Linked DNA regions of Homo sapiens: region 1 is linked to region 2. The links are chromatin contacts, found by Hi-C or POLR2A ChIA-PET in ENCODE. All regions are on one chromosome and are shown on one strand. The core of a region is the stretch at or near the end of the contact, and the rest is flanking DNA. Distances in the headings are between cores, read along the strand shown.

Region 1 (6,313 bases), core at 3,814-6,313, 480 kb before region 2:
ACCACACACGGCCACACATTTACATTATAGCATCTTGACCTTCGACTCCCCAGCTGCCTTGTGACTGTGTGTGTGGGAGTGTGTGTGTGCGTGTGTGTGTGTGTGTGTGTGTGTGTGCTCACGTGTTGTGACAGGCAAGGAAAAGCCAGTAGAGCGTCATCACCACTGGCCTGGCAGGAGGAGGTGGCCCTCGGGCTGCAGTTCACGGTGCTGTTTGCACTCTTGATTCTTGGAAGAATCTTTCCTAAAGTCACGGAGCCTCCAGCTGCTCCGGAACAGAACTAGTTGTGTAGGAGTGTGTCCTTCATGCCCCTCAGGTCCCTGACCTTCTCCCCACCCTTCCTGAAGGGAATCCAGGACCCTTGACGCTGAGCGCATCACCTACTGGTGGCAAAGCCCCTGCCCATAATGGCCAAACTGGGTCCTGGTGATGTACAGAGCACGGAGACCCGGGAGCTGGAGTGAGGCAGTGACACAGATGACAAAAATGGAGATGCCTCGGCACTGCCTGAGGACACAGGGTCTGGTCTGTAGGGCTTTCTGACCTTAGTGAGGCCTTCTCCTTTTATTTTGACTGAAATAAATAGCCACAGGAAGTTCAGATCAATTAGAATTGAAATTTCCAGAAGAAATGTGGGACCATCCTTGCACTTGCCCCAGGCCCTGAGTCTTCCCTGAAGACGCCTCAGCATCTGAACCACAACCCCAGAGTAGGTGCTGCAGTTGTCCTGTGGCCAAGATGGGAACTGTGCATCCTCCAAAGAAGGGAGACACAAAACACTCAAAATAATCCATGCAGAAAGGCATCTCTGGGCGGGCACTGTGGCTCTTGCCTGTAATCCCAGCACACGGGTAGGCCTAGGCAGACGGATCACCTGAGGTCATGAGTTTGAGATAAGCCTGGCCAACAAGGTGAAACCCTGTCTCTACTAAAAATACAAAAATTGGGGCGGGCGCGGTGGCTCATACCTGTACCCTAGCACTCTGGGAGGCCAAGGCAGGTGGATTACTTAAGGTCTGGAGTTCGAGACCAGCCTGACCAAGATGGTGAAACTCCATCTCTACTAAAAATACAAAAAGTAGCTGGGCTTGGTGCGACTCTGTAATCCCAGCTACTCAGGAGGCTGAGGCAGGAGAATCACTTTAACCCGGGAGGAGGAGGTTGCAGTGAACCATGATTACGCCACTGCACTCCAGCCTGGGAGACAGATTGAAACTCAAAAGTAAAATTAAATTAAATTAAATTAAAATTAAAATACAAAAATTAGCTGGCTGTGGTGGCACACACATTTAATTTCAGCTGCTTGCAAGGGTGAGGCAGAAGAATTGCTTGAACCTAGAAGACAGAGGTTGCAGGGAGAGAAGGTCACCAGACTACACTCACAGCCTGGACGGTAGAGTGAGACTCTGTCTAAAAAAAAGAAAATAAAATAAAAAGAGTGTTTCTGATGTGACTGATGCAGAGATAATAAAATCTGAGTAACGTGATAGAGACTGACGGGCAGAGGGAACTTCAGATGGGGGTGGGAGGGCATGGGAGACATCTCTGAGCCTAGACCTGAAGGAGAAGAAAGGCACAGGGCCGTGATCATTTAGGAACACAGGGTAAGAGCAGGGACAGCAACCTGAGACAGGAAGGGTTTTAGTGTTTGGGAAAAGAGAAAAGCAAATATGACTGGGGCAGAGACAGTCATGCGATGAGGGCAAGCTCCCAGGAGGAGGCTGGACACTGGCAGGGGCCCTGGACACAGGGCTATGGAGCCACAGTGAGGAGTTGGGCTTTCAACATTTGTCCACATGGACCAGAGGTGCCTTGAGGGAAACATGCACTTAATAGCTCACAGCTCAAGATTTTAACAAATGACAACAAAACTGAAAAACAGGCTAACTCGTTAAACTACATTTTGATGTTAAAGGTTTCCAATAAATAATAAAGACTAGAAAGCATGCAGACCTCGATCTGAACTGGACGCAACTAATTTCAAACAGAAACTATTTGGAAATTGTTTTTTAAAAAATCGAACAAATTCAGATGTCAATGGGAAAATAACTGAACAATGTGAGCTGGTTATAGGATGCTGCAAATGCATCTTTCAGAAGTGATTATGTATTAAAAAAGAAATATTTAAAACTAAGATTTATCTCAAAGTAAAACTGCAAAAAAAAAAAAAAAAAAAAGAAAGAAAGAAAGGAAGGAAGAGGAACCAGAAAGAAAAAAAAGAAAATATGTTACACAACGAGAACAAAAGCACTTTTGATGTGCCTTTTGCTTTCATTTTTTGGTGGTGGTGTTTGTTTTTTTGAGATGAAGCCTCGCTCTGCCCCCCAGGCTGCAGTGCAGTGGTACCATTTCGGTTCACTGCAACCTCTACCTCCCAAGTTCATGTGATTCTCATGCCTCAGGCTCCCGAGCAGCTGGAACTACAGATGCATGCCACCATGCCCAGCTTACTTTTTTAGTATTTTTACTAGACACAGGGTTTCACCATGTTGGCCAGAATGATCTCAAACTACTGACCTTAGGTGATTGGCTCCCAAAGTGCTGGGATTACAGGCATGAGCCACCACGCCCAGCTTTGATGTTCCTTTTTTTTTTTTTTTTGAGATGGAGTCTCGCTCTCGCCCAGGATGGAATGCAGTGGCGCAATCTTGGCTCACTGCAACCTCCGCCTCCTGGGTTCAAGTGATTCTCCTGCCTCAGCCTCCTAAGTAGCTGGAATTAGAGGTGCATGCCACCATGCCCAACTAATTTTTGAATTTTTAGGAGCAATGGGATTTCACCATGTTGGTCACGCTGGTCTTGAATTCCTGACCTTGTGATCCTTGTGATCCACCTGCCTCCGCCTCCCAAAGTGCTGGGATTACAGGCATGAGCCACTACGCCCTGATGTCCCTTTTAAAAAGTACTATGGGCCAGGCGTGGTGGCTCATGCCTGTAATCCCAGCATTTGGGGGGCCAAGGCGGGTGGATCATCTGAGGTTGGGAGTTTGAGACCAGCCTGACCAACATGGAGAAACCCCGTCTCTACTAAAAACACAAAATTAGCTGGATGCAGTGGCTCATGCCTGTAATCCCAGCTACTTGGGAGGCTGAGGCAGTAGAATCAGTCTGAACCTGGGAAGCGGAAATTGCAGCGAGCCGAGATTGTGCCATTGCACTCCATCCTGGACAAGAGTGAGATTCCATCTCAAAAAAACAAAAACAAAAACAAAAACAAAAAACAAAAAACGACTATGTAGGCCAGGCACGGTGGCTCCTCTCTGTAATTCCACCTGTAATCCCAGTAATTTGGGAGGCCAAGGCAGGACGATCCTTTGAGGCCAGAATTGAGACCAGCCTGGGAAACAGTGAAACCCCATTTCTACAAAAAAAAAATACAAAACCTAGCCGGACTTGGTGGCTCACGCCTGTGGTCCCAGCTACTCAGGAGGCTGAGGTAAGAGGATCGCTTGAGCCTAGGAGGTCGAGGCTGCAGTTAGAGGAGATCACACCACTGCACCCCAGCCTGGGCGACAGAGCCAGACCCTGTCTCAAACTATAAATTAATTAATTAAATTAAAATTATTACATAATAACAGAAAGTGATTTTTTTCTCCCACTTCACTGCCCCATTTCCTACCTCACCATGGGAAGAGGGAAGAGAGGCTCTCACAATTGAATTAAGTCACTACCCTCTGGCTGAATAGGGATTCCAAGTGGAAGCTGACCTCTAATGCCAAGATTTACAGAATGTATGTGTCTTATAGATAGGAATTTTAAAATTCTCAATATCATCTGTATAATTTAAACAAGTTCTAAGTTATTAGATTATATAAACAGAAGTCAACATATCACAACTAATCATATCCAATGAACTCACCCACTCATCTGAACCCAAAGTCCCCCACCCCTTTTAATCTTTTGAGACAGGCTCTGCTCTGTTGACCAGGCTGGAGTGCAGTGGCATGATCTCTGCTCACTGCAGCCTGGACCTCCTGGGCTCAAGTGATCCTCCTGCCTCAGCCTCCAGAGCAGCTGGGATTACAGGTGTGCACCATCACGCCCAGTTAAATTTTTTTTTTTTTTGACAGAGATGGGGGGGGGGGTCTCACTATTTTGCCCAGGCCGGTCTTGAACTCCTGGACTCAAGCAATCCCTCTGCCCCAGTCTCCTAAAGTGCTAGGATTACAGGCGTGAGCCACTGCGCCCAGCCCCCCTTTCTTCATTACTGTGCTTCCCTCCCTAATTCTGTACATATCTCTCATTCTCCCCTTCTCTCTCTAGCTCTTGTTTTCTTTTTCCCTGGGATCTGCTCCTCCTGCTGTTTTTTGTTTTGTTTTGTTTTTTTCATTTTTGCTCTCTCTTGGCAAATCCCTCACTCATCCTCTACTTTGCCATCTGTTATGGTCTTTCTCATTCTTCTTTTCTCTGTCTCAGGTTTTCTACTGCTCTCTCTCTCAGTCTCCTGATCCCTTTGGCCAACACAATCACAGGAGGGCTTTGGAGTAAGACGCCTGCATCCCGGAGGAGCGCATTTTCCAGGGGCTGGTGCAGGGCAGGCAAGAACACCCGGTGTCATAGGACAGCCCCGGGCACCTCCCCAACGCGGGCTCAGGGTAAGCGGTGACTGCGGTGGGGAGACCTGGGGAGCATAAGGGCCTGGAACGAGGAGGGAGGTGGGGGGCGACGGCGCCTTAAGACAAGACTGGGAGGCGCCAAGGGCGGGAATCCGCCTCGCGGTAAGGACTTTAAAAAGTGCGGGTCGGGAGGAGTCAGAAAAAGGTTTTGAGCAGGGAAACTACGCGATGGGAAGTGTATACATTGCCCTATAGCAGAAAGATTCGGGAAGGGACCATCCTCAGGGCGACTTTAAACCCAAAAGGAAGCGACCCCTGGACTCTGACGAGGACGTCTAAATTTGCTCTAGGTGAAGGAACACGGGTGAGAATTTCCAGGTCTATGGGGACCCCACGTCCCAGGTACAGAAGCGCCGGGGACTTGGGAAGCGCAGACTTAACACAACACAGAGCAAAACTCACCGCTGCGGTGGGACCATCACTCCATGCGATCCGCTTCCGGGTTTGCGCGAATCTGCGCGCGCAGGACAGAAGCCAGGCCTGGGCGGGACCCGCGGGGAGGTAGGCGGGGCCTGAGCGAGGTAGGGGCGGGGCGCGAAGCGGAGAGACCTTCCCCTTTAGAATTGGCAGAAGGCGGGGCCGGGGTGGGACCCGTGCGTCTCTCAACCTCGCTCCCAGCGCCTCTTGTTTTCGAGCTTTGGAGGCGAGACCGGACAGGAAGGCTGAGGCATGATTCAAAAGCCCTGGAATTGTCTGAAACGGGGATGCAAACTAGAATGTGAAATGCAAAGCCCTGCCTGGGTGGAACATACGATTTCATGCTGACGGCCCACAGAACAGAATAGAAATCCTCTCCCTTTCTATTCTCCATTCACTGGGAAAGGAGAGTCCACCCTGTCCTCAGCTTCAGAGATTTCCCTAGGGCCTCCCCCTGGGATGCGGGACGGAGTGCTCAGGCCAGGGAGGAGTGAGGTCACCACCTACTGCTTAAACACAGCAGAGATGCGGGCGCGGGGCGAAAGCCTGAGGTCCCAGCTACTCAGGAAGCAGTGGCAGGAGGATCGCTGAGCCGGGGGGGGGGTCCAAGTTAGCCTGGGCGACAAAGTAACACCTCCTCCGGCAGCGCTCCCTTCCTCGTCTCTCTCTCTCTCCTTTTTTAAAATTTCTTTAAATAAAATTTTTGATTTTGTGAGTTAGGGATCCAACATTATTCATTTTCACGTGGATATCCAGTTAGTTGTCCCAGCACATTTGTGGAAGAGATCTATTACTTTCATTTTTATATTTAGATTTTTCTTTTCTTTTCTTTTCTTTTTTGAGACAGAGTATTTCTCTGTCACCCAGGCTGGAGTGCAGTGGCGAGATCTCGGCTCACTGCAACCTTCACCTCCCGGGTTAAAGTAGTTCTCTTGCCTCAGCCTGCCAACTAGCTGGGATTACAGACGCGCGCCACCAAGCCTGGCTAATAGTTTTGTATTTTTAGTAGAGACTGGGTTTCACAACGTTGGCCAGGCTGGATTCGAACTCCTGACGTCAAGTGATCCACCTGCTTCGGACTCCCAAAGTGTTGGGATTACAGGCGTTAGCCACCGCGTCTGGCCAGGAAAACTCTTAGAAGTTGCGCCTGCATACCACTGGACTCAGCTTGCATGACCACATTCCTTTCAAGGCTCAGAATTATTTAAAGATCCATACATTTACATTGGAATTATTTGATGTTTGAAATATTTAATTTCCTACCGAGATACGGGTACTG
Region 2 (6,578 bases), core at 3,866-6,365:
AGGTTTTTGGGCTCAATTCACTCCTTGCAGAACATACTGAAATTCACACTGGAGAGAAACCTTACAAGTGTAATGAGTGTGGCAAAGCCTTTAGGGTGAGGGCATCGCCTATTCACCATCAAGCAATCCATGGTATAGTGAAAGCTCACAGATGTAATGACTGCCACAAAGTCTCCAGTAAAACTACAACACTTGCAAATCATTGGAGAACCTATAATGAAGAGAGATCTTACAAGTGTGATAAATGTGGCCAATTTTACAGTCATCATTCATACCTTGCAGTTCATCAGTGAACTCATACTGGAGAAAAACCTGTGACAAAGTTTTCAGTCGTAAATCACAGCTTGAAAGACATAGGTGAATTCATACTGGAGAGAAACCATACAAATGTAAGGTTTGTGATAAGGATTTTGGGTGTGATTCACACCTTGCAGGACATACTAGAATTCACCCTGGAGAGAAACCTTACAAGTGTAATGAGTGTGGCAAAGCCTTTAGTGGGCAATCACCACTTACTCACCATCCATCAGGCAATCCATGGTGTAGGGAAAGTTTACTAATGCAATGATTGTCACAATGCCTTTGGTAATGCTAGAACTGTTGCAAATCATTGGAGAATCCGTAATGAAGAGAGATCTTACAAGTGTTAATAAATGTGGCAAAGTTTTCAGACATCGTTCATAACTTGCAGTTCATCAGCGAACTCATACTGGAGAGAAACCTTACAAATGTCATGATTGAGGCAAGGTCTTCAGTCAAGCTTCATCCTAGGCAAAACATAGGAGAATTCATACAGGAGAGAAACCTCACAGGTGTGATAATTATGGCAAAGTCTTTACTTCACGTTCACAAGTCATTAGGCATCAGAGAATCCCTACTGGACAGAAATCTTACAAATGTCATAAGTGTGACAAGGTTTCAGTCTGAGGTCACTCCTTGCAGAACATCAGAAAATTCATTTTTGAGATAATTGATGCACAGGCAATGAGTATAGCAAACCATCAAGCATTAATTGTCATTAGAGTCAATTCAGCATTGACTTGAGTTTGAGTTGATTTAACATTGAGTTCAAGCATTAATTGATGTTAAAGTGTTTATGTTAAGAGGATTGGGCCAGGCACGGTGGCTCATGCCTGTAATCCCAGCACTTTGGGAGGCCAAGGCAGTTAGATCCCTTGAGGTCAGGAGTTTGAGATCAGCCTGGCCAACAGACGTGTGCCACTTTTCCCAGCCAGTTTTTTGTTTCTTTAACACAATCTGATAGGGATTTTTATGGGTACCGTGTTGAATCTAAATCACATTAGGTTATATAATCATTTAGCAATATTAATTTTTCCAATCCATCAATATGGGTTCTATCTCTATTTATATATGTTTTTAATCATTTTGATCAGTGTTTGTGGATTTCAAGGTACAAACGTCTCACCTCTTTACATTTATTCCTTAGTATTTCTTACTTAAATTTCTCTAGCAAATGGAACGGTTTTCTTAATTTTCTTTTAAAATTGTTTATTGTTAATGTATGGAAATTCAACTAATTTTTGCTGCTGATATTGTATTCTGCAAATCCACTGAATGTGTTTATTAGTTCCAGTAGTATTTTGGTTGACTCTTTGGATTTTTTCCACAGAAGATCATGTCATCTACAAACAAATACAATTTTATTTCTTTCTTTCTGATTTGGATGAGTTTTCGTTTTTGTTTTGTTTGTTTGTTTGTTTGTTTGTTTTTGACGGAATCTCACTCTGTCGCCCAGACTAAAGTGCAGTGACATGGTGTCAGTGCATTACAAAAGAGTGGTGTCTCCATAATTGTGCTTAGAACGCTGTGGTGCATGAGTGGAAAAACTGTTAAACAGGATCCTAGGAGAGCTAGAATGACAAAGTTTTAGTCTACTAAAACTAGCAAGACGTAGTCCTTACTGCTCACGCATGAGTCATGATCTTAAGATGTTTACAGTTAAGGAAAGCAGCTTAATAGTACCTGCAAGAACAAACTCCTACAGAAAAACAATGTCCAGATGACTCAATATCCCATGACAATCTATGCTTCTAAAATAATTACAGTCATGCTTTCAAGTACTTGCACACTAAAATACCAAGAATAGCTTTTTTTTCTTTTTCTTTTTTTTTTTTTGATGCCGTTTCACTCTTGTCATCCAGGCTGGAGTGCAATGGCACAATCTTGGCTCACTGCAACCCCCGCCTCCCAAGTTCAAGCGATTCTACTTCCTCAGCATCCTGAGGAGCTAGGATTACAGACATGTGCCCCCAGGCCTGGCTAATTGTTGCATTTTCAGTAAAGACTGGCTTTCACCATGTTGTCCAGACTGGTCTGGAACTCCTTACCTCAGGTGATCCCCCTGGTACAGCCTTTCAAATTGCTAGTATTGCAGGAGTGAGCCACCGGGACCGCCTAAGGATAGCTTTAAATCAACAAAATAATAAGTTTTGTTAGACTGTCAGCAGACCGGCAGGTAGACATATCTTAGTTTTTACCTAGGCGCCTATGTAAGAAAAACAGGCCAGGTGCAGTGGCTCACGCCTGTAATCCCAGCACTTTGGGAGGCCGAGGCGGGAGCATCACAAGGTCAGGAGATCGAGACCATCCTGGCTAACACGGTGAAACCCCGTCTCTACTAAAAATTCCAAAAATTAGCCGGGCGTGGTGGCGGGCGCCTGTAGTCCCAGCTACTCTGGAGGCTGAGGCAGGAGAATGGCGTGAACCCGGGAGGCGGAGCTTGCAGTGAGCGGATATTGCGCCACTGCATTCCAGCCTGGGTGACAGAGCGATACACCGTCTCAAAAAAAAAAAAAAAAGAAAGAAAAACTTAAAGAGGAGGCATTTCCTTTGTTTATGAGGACACCCTACTTTGTAACTGGTAGCGTGTAGTGCAATAAAATTTAGTTTCCTAATATCAATTTAAAAAAAAACAGTTTACCTGTAAGTAGGAAGACTACCCAGCCCCAGAGATAAGACCTTTTGGCATCATTGTCCCTTCTTACGGAGTGATAAAGTAACCTTCCTTGAAGTGTATCAATCCATCACCAGTCAAGCTGCCGCAGCCTATGCACTGGTCTTGAATGGAAAATGTGTTGATTCTGCTAAAGCTTCTCTGTCTTTCCCTGTGTGTGAAACCTTAACATCTCTACATGGGAACACGGGCCCCCTTCATTTGGAGTTGATGTTTCCAGATGGCTATCCTCAAACTTTGTGTTCCAATAAACTCTATAATTAATCGTGTATTCTGAATTTTATTATTTACTGCTGACGTCAGTTTCCGTCAGATTGTAGGAGCCTCACTAGAGAGGGCACCTGTCGCCATGTCGTAAAACTCACACTTGTCAAAAAGACGTGGGTTAATGTATTTCCCCTCCTTCTGCATGAAGCTAGTTAGCTGACACAGATGGTCACCTCCATTACCAAGTAGAGCCAGGATGAACTATGTGCGACCAAAGACTTGTCAAGTCCTCTTCCCTGAGGACTGATTAGTGTTTATCTTGAAAACATGTACTTAATGGGTTGTATAGAGCAGTGAAGTTTCTCTCTTTTCAACCTCTCAGCTCTTTGCCTGTATTTCCCAACACATTCTGGTCTAAGGCTTATTTACTAATAAAATGGTTTTTATTTCTTCCTGTTTTGTCATGAAGATGATTTCTCATTTTGGGGAAGATTTTTTAGTTTTCAATTGTATTTTTTCAACATTTAAAAAGCGAAGTAAAGAGTATTTCTTGGGCCAGGCACAGTGGCTCACGCCTGTAATCCCAGAACTTCGGGAGGCCGAGGCAGGCGGATCACTTGAAGTCAGGAGTTCGAGACCAGCCTGTCCAACATGATGAAACCCCGTCTGTACCCAAAATACAAAAATTAGCCGGGCATGGTGGGTGTGCCTGTAATGCCAGCTACTCCGGAGGCTGAGGCAGAAGAATCGCTTCAACCCAGGAGGCAGAGGCTGCAGTGAGCCGAGATGTCACCATTGTACTCCAGCCTGGGCGACAGAGAAATACTCAGTCTCAAAAAAAAAAAAAAAAAGAAGAAGAAGAAGAAAAAGAAAAAATGTAAATAAAAAGGAGAAAGTAACAGATCTCTTTTACAAATGTGCTGGGACAACTAACTGGATATCCATATGGAGAAGAGTAATGTTGTATTCCTATCTCACACAAGCAAATTTAGTTTGTTTATTTATTTTTAGAGAGGGAGTCTGGCTCTGTCGCCCAGGCTGGAGTGCAGTGGCTCGGTCTCGGCCCACTGCAAGCTCCACCTCCCATGTTCACCGCATTCTCCTGCCTCAGCCTCCTGAGTAGCTGGGACTACAGGCGCCCGCCACCACGCCCGGCTAATTTTTGTATTTTTAGTGGAGACGGGGTTTCATCGTGTAAGCCAGGATGGTCGCGATCTCCTGACCTCGTGATCCGCCCGCCTCAGCCTCCCAAAGTGCTGGGATTACAGGCGTGAGTCACCGTGCCCGGCCTAATAAAAATTTTATTTTAAAAATTTAAAAAAGAGAGAGACTGCGGGAGGGAATGTTACATTGTCGCGCAGGCTGTCCTGGACCCCCAGGCTGAGCGATCCTCCCGCCGCTGCTTCCTGAGTAGCTGGGACCTCAGGCTCCCACGCCCGCATCCCTGCTGTGTTTAAGCAGCAGGTGGTGACCTCACTCCTCCCTGGCCTGAGCACTCCGTCTGGCATCCCAGGCTGTGGCCCTAGGGATGTCTCTGAAGCTGAGCACTGGGTGGACTCTCCCTCCTGAGTGAATGGAGAATAGAAAGGGAGAAGATTTCTATACTGTCCTGTGGGCCATCAGCATGAAATCCTACGTTCCGCCCAGAAAGGGCTTTGCATTTTACATTCTAGTTTGCATCCTCCTTCCAGACTATTCCAGGGCTTTTGAATTATCCGTCTGCCTTCCTGGGGGCTCTCGCCGCCAAAACCCGGAGAACGGGTTGGGAGGAGGCTGAGAGATGCACAGGTCCCGCTCCGGCCCCGCCCTCTGCGGGTTCTAAAGGGCAAGGTCTCGCCGCTTCGCGCCCCGCCCACACCTCACCCGGGCCCCGCTCGCCTCCTCGTTGGCTCCACCCAGGCCTGGTTTCTGTCCTGCGCGCGCAGATTCGCGCAGACCAGGAAGTGGATCCCGTGGAATGACGGTCACGCCGCGGCGGGCGGTGAGTTTTGCTCTGTGTGGTGTTAAGTCTGAGCTTCCCAGGTCCCCGGCACTTCTGTACATGGGATGTGGGGTCCCCATAGACCTGGAAGTTCTCGCCTTTCTTCCTTCACTCAGAGCAAATGGAGATGTTCTACTGGGAGTCCGGAAGCCCCTTCTTTTTAGGTTTAAAGTCGCCCTGAGGCTGGTCCCGTCCCGGGTCTTTCTGCCATAGGGCAATGTATACGTTTCCTATCGCGTAGTTTTCCTGCTCAAAACCGTTTTTTGACTCCTTCCGCACGGCTCTTTTTAAAGTCCTCACCCTAGAGGTGTATTCCCACCCTGTGCGCCTCCCAGCCTTACTCTCCTGGGTTCCTGGAGCACAGCGCGGCGACCCCAGTCCCGGGAAGGCTGCGTTCTGTGGTCCTGGGATCCTGCGGATCCCACCCTTGTCCGAAGGCGTCGTCGCTCCCCACCTCCCTCCTCCTCTTGCTGGGCCCTGCTGCTCCCCAGATCTCCCCTCCGCAGTCACCGCGTCCCCTGAGCCCTCGTTGGAGAGGTGCCTGGGGCTTGTCCTGTGACGCGGGGTGTTCTTGCCCGCCCAGCTCCAGCACTTGGAAAATGCGCTTCTCCGAGATGCAGGCGTCTTACTCCAAACCCTCTTGTGATCGTGTGGGCCAAAGGGATCAGGAGACAGAGAGAGGGACTGAGAGAGCAGTAGAAAACCTGAGACAGAGAAAAGAAGAATGAGAAAGACCCATAACAGATGGCAAAGTAGAGGATGGGTGAGGGATTTGCCAAGAGACAGCAAAAGTGATAAAAGATAAGAAAGCAGGAGGAGAAAAGCAACTGGAGAAATGTAGAGAAAAGCTAGATGTACAGAGAGATGAAGGACAGCAAGGTAGGGAGAGGGGCAGAAATGTGGAGGCTCATCAGAGTGAGGGAGAGGAGGAGGGATGTGGAGCCGGGTCAGACAGAGCAGAGTGGTGCTGGTGGCAAGGAGAACAGAGGGAGAAGCACAGCGGGGAGGACACCTGGGGATCTGGGGTGCCAGATTGGGTCCAGGGGGTTATAACAGAGAAGAGAGAATTTAACAGGGAGAGCAGAGGAGGCGCATAGATGGGAGAAGAGGCAGAAATCTATGGAGATTGAGGACGATCTAAAGATTGGGGAGAAGGACCAACAGGAGGTTAAATAAGTTGCAAGGATGGAGCCCAGCTAATTTTTGTATTTCTAGTAGAGATAGGGTTTCACCATGTTGGCCAGGTTGGTCTCAAACTCCTGACCTCAGGTAATCCACCCACCTCCACCTCCCAAAGTGCTGGAATTACAGGTGTGAACCACCTCAGCTGTCCACCCATGTATTTCTTGATTGAAATAATTTGCTTATGTCTTGGTTCTACAGCTGACCCTGTTTCCCTGTTTTCAAGGTCAAGAG

The links. A loop is a pair of places that touch in the nucleus more often than their neighbours do. ChIA-PET counts read pairs that join two places held with the same protein, here RNA polymerase II (POLR2A). Pooled maps may share reads with other maps.
Region 1: a loop to region 2 is called in a pooled map, with 18 times the contacts of the local background. The contact joins the promoter of ZNF845 here to the promoter of ZNF468 in region 2. A Hi-C loop is called at or near these places in 1 of 37 single-sample maps with no recorded cell type and 8 of 50 pooled maps. POLR2A ChIA-PET finds 5 or more read pairs at or near these places in 2 of 52 experiments (T-cell and activated T-cell).

The regions. Positions count from the first base shown.
Region 1 is chr19:53,332,499-53,338,811 of GRCh38, reverse strand. It overlaps ZNF845 (zinc finger protein 845), which reads right to left and starts at 5,063. Exons shown (of 4, transcript NM_138374.3): 1 at 5,020-5,063. RefSeq lists enhancers at 4,575-4,664, 4,935-4,984, 5,083-5,947 and a silencer at 5,055-5,274.
Region 2 is chr19:52,856,156-52,862,733 of GRCh38, reverse strand. ZNF468 (zinc finger protein 468) reads left to right here and starts at 5,115. Exons shown (of 4, transcript NM_001008801.2): 1 at 5,115-5,162. It also overlaps a transcript of ZNF320 not described here. RefSeq lists an enhancer at 5,437-5,516.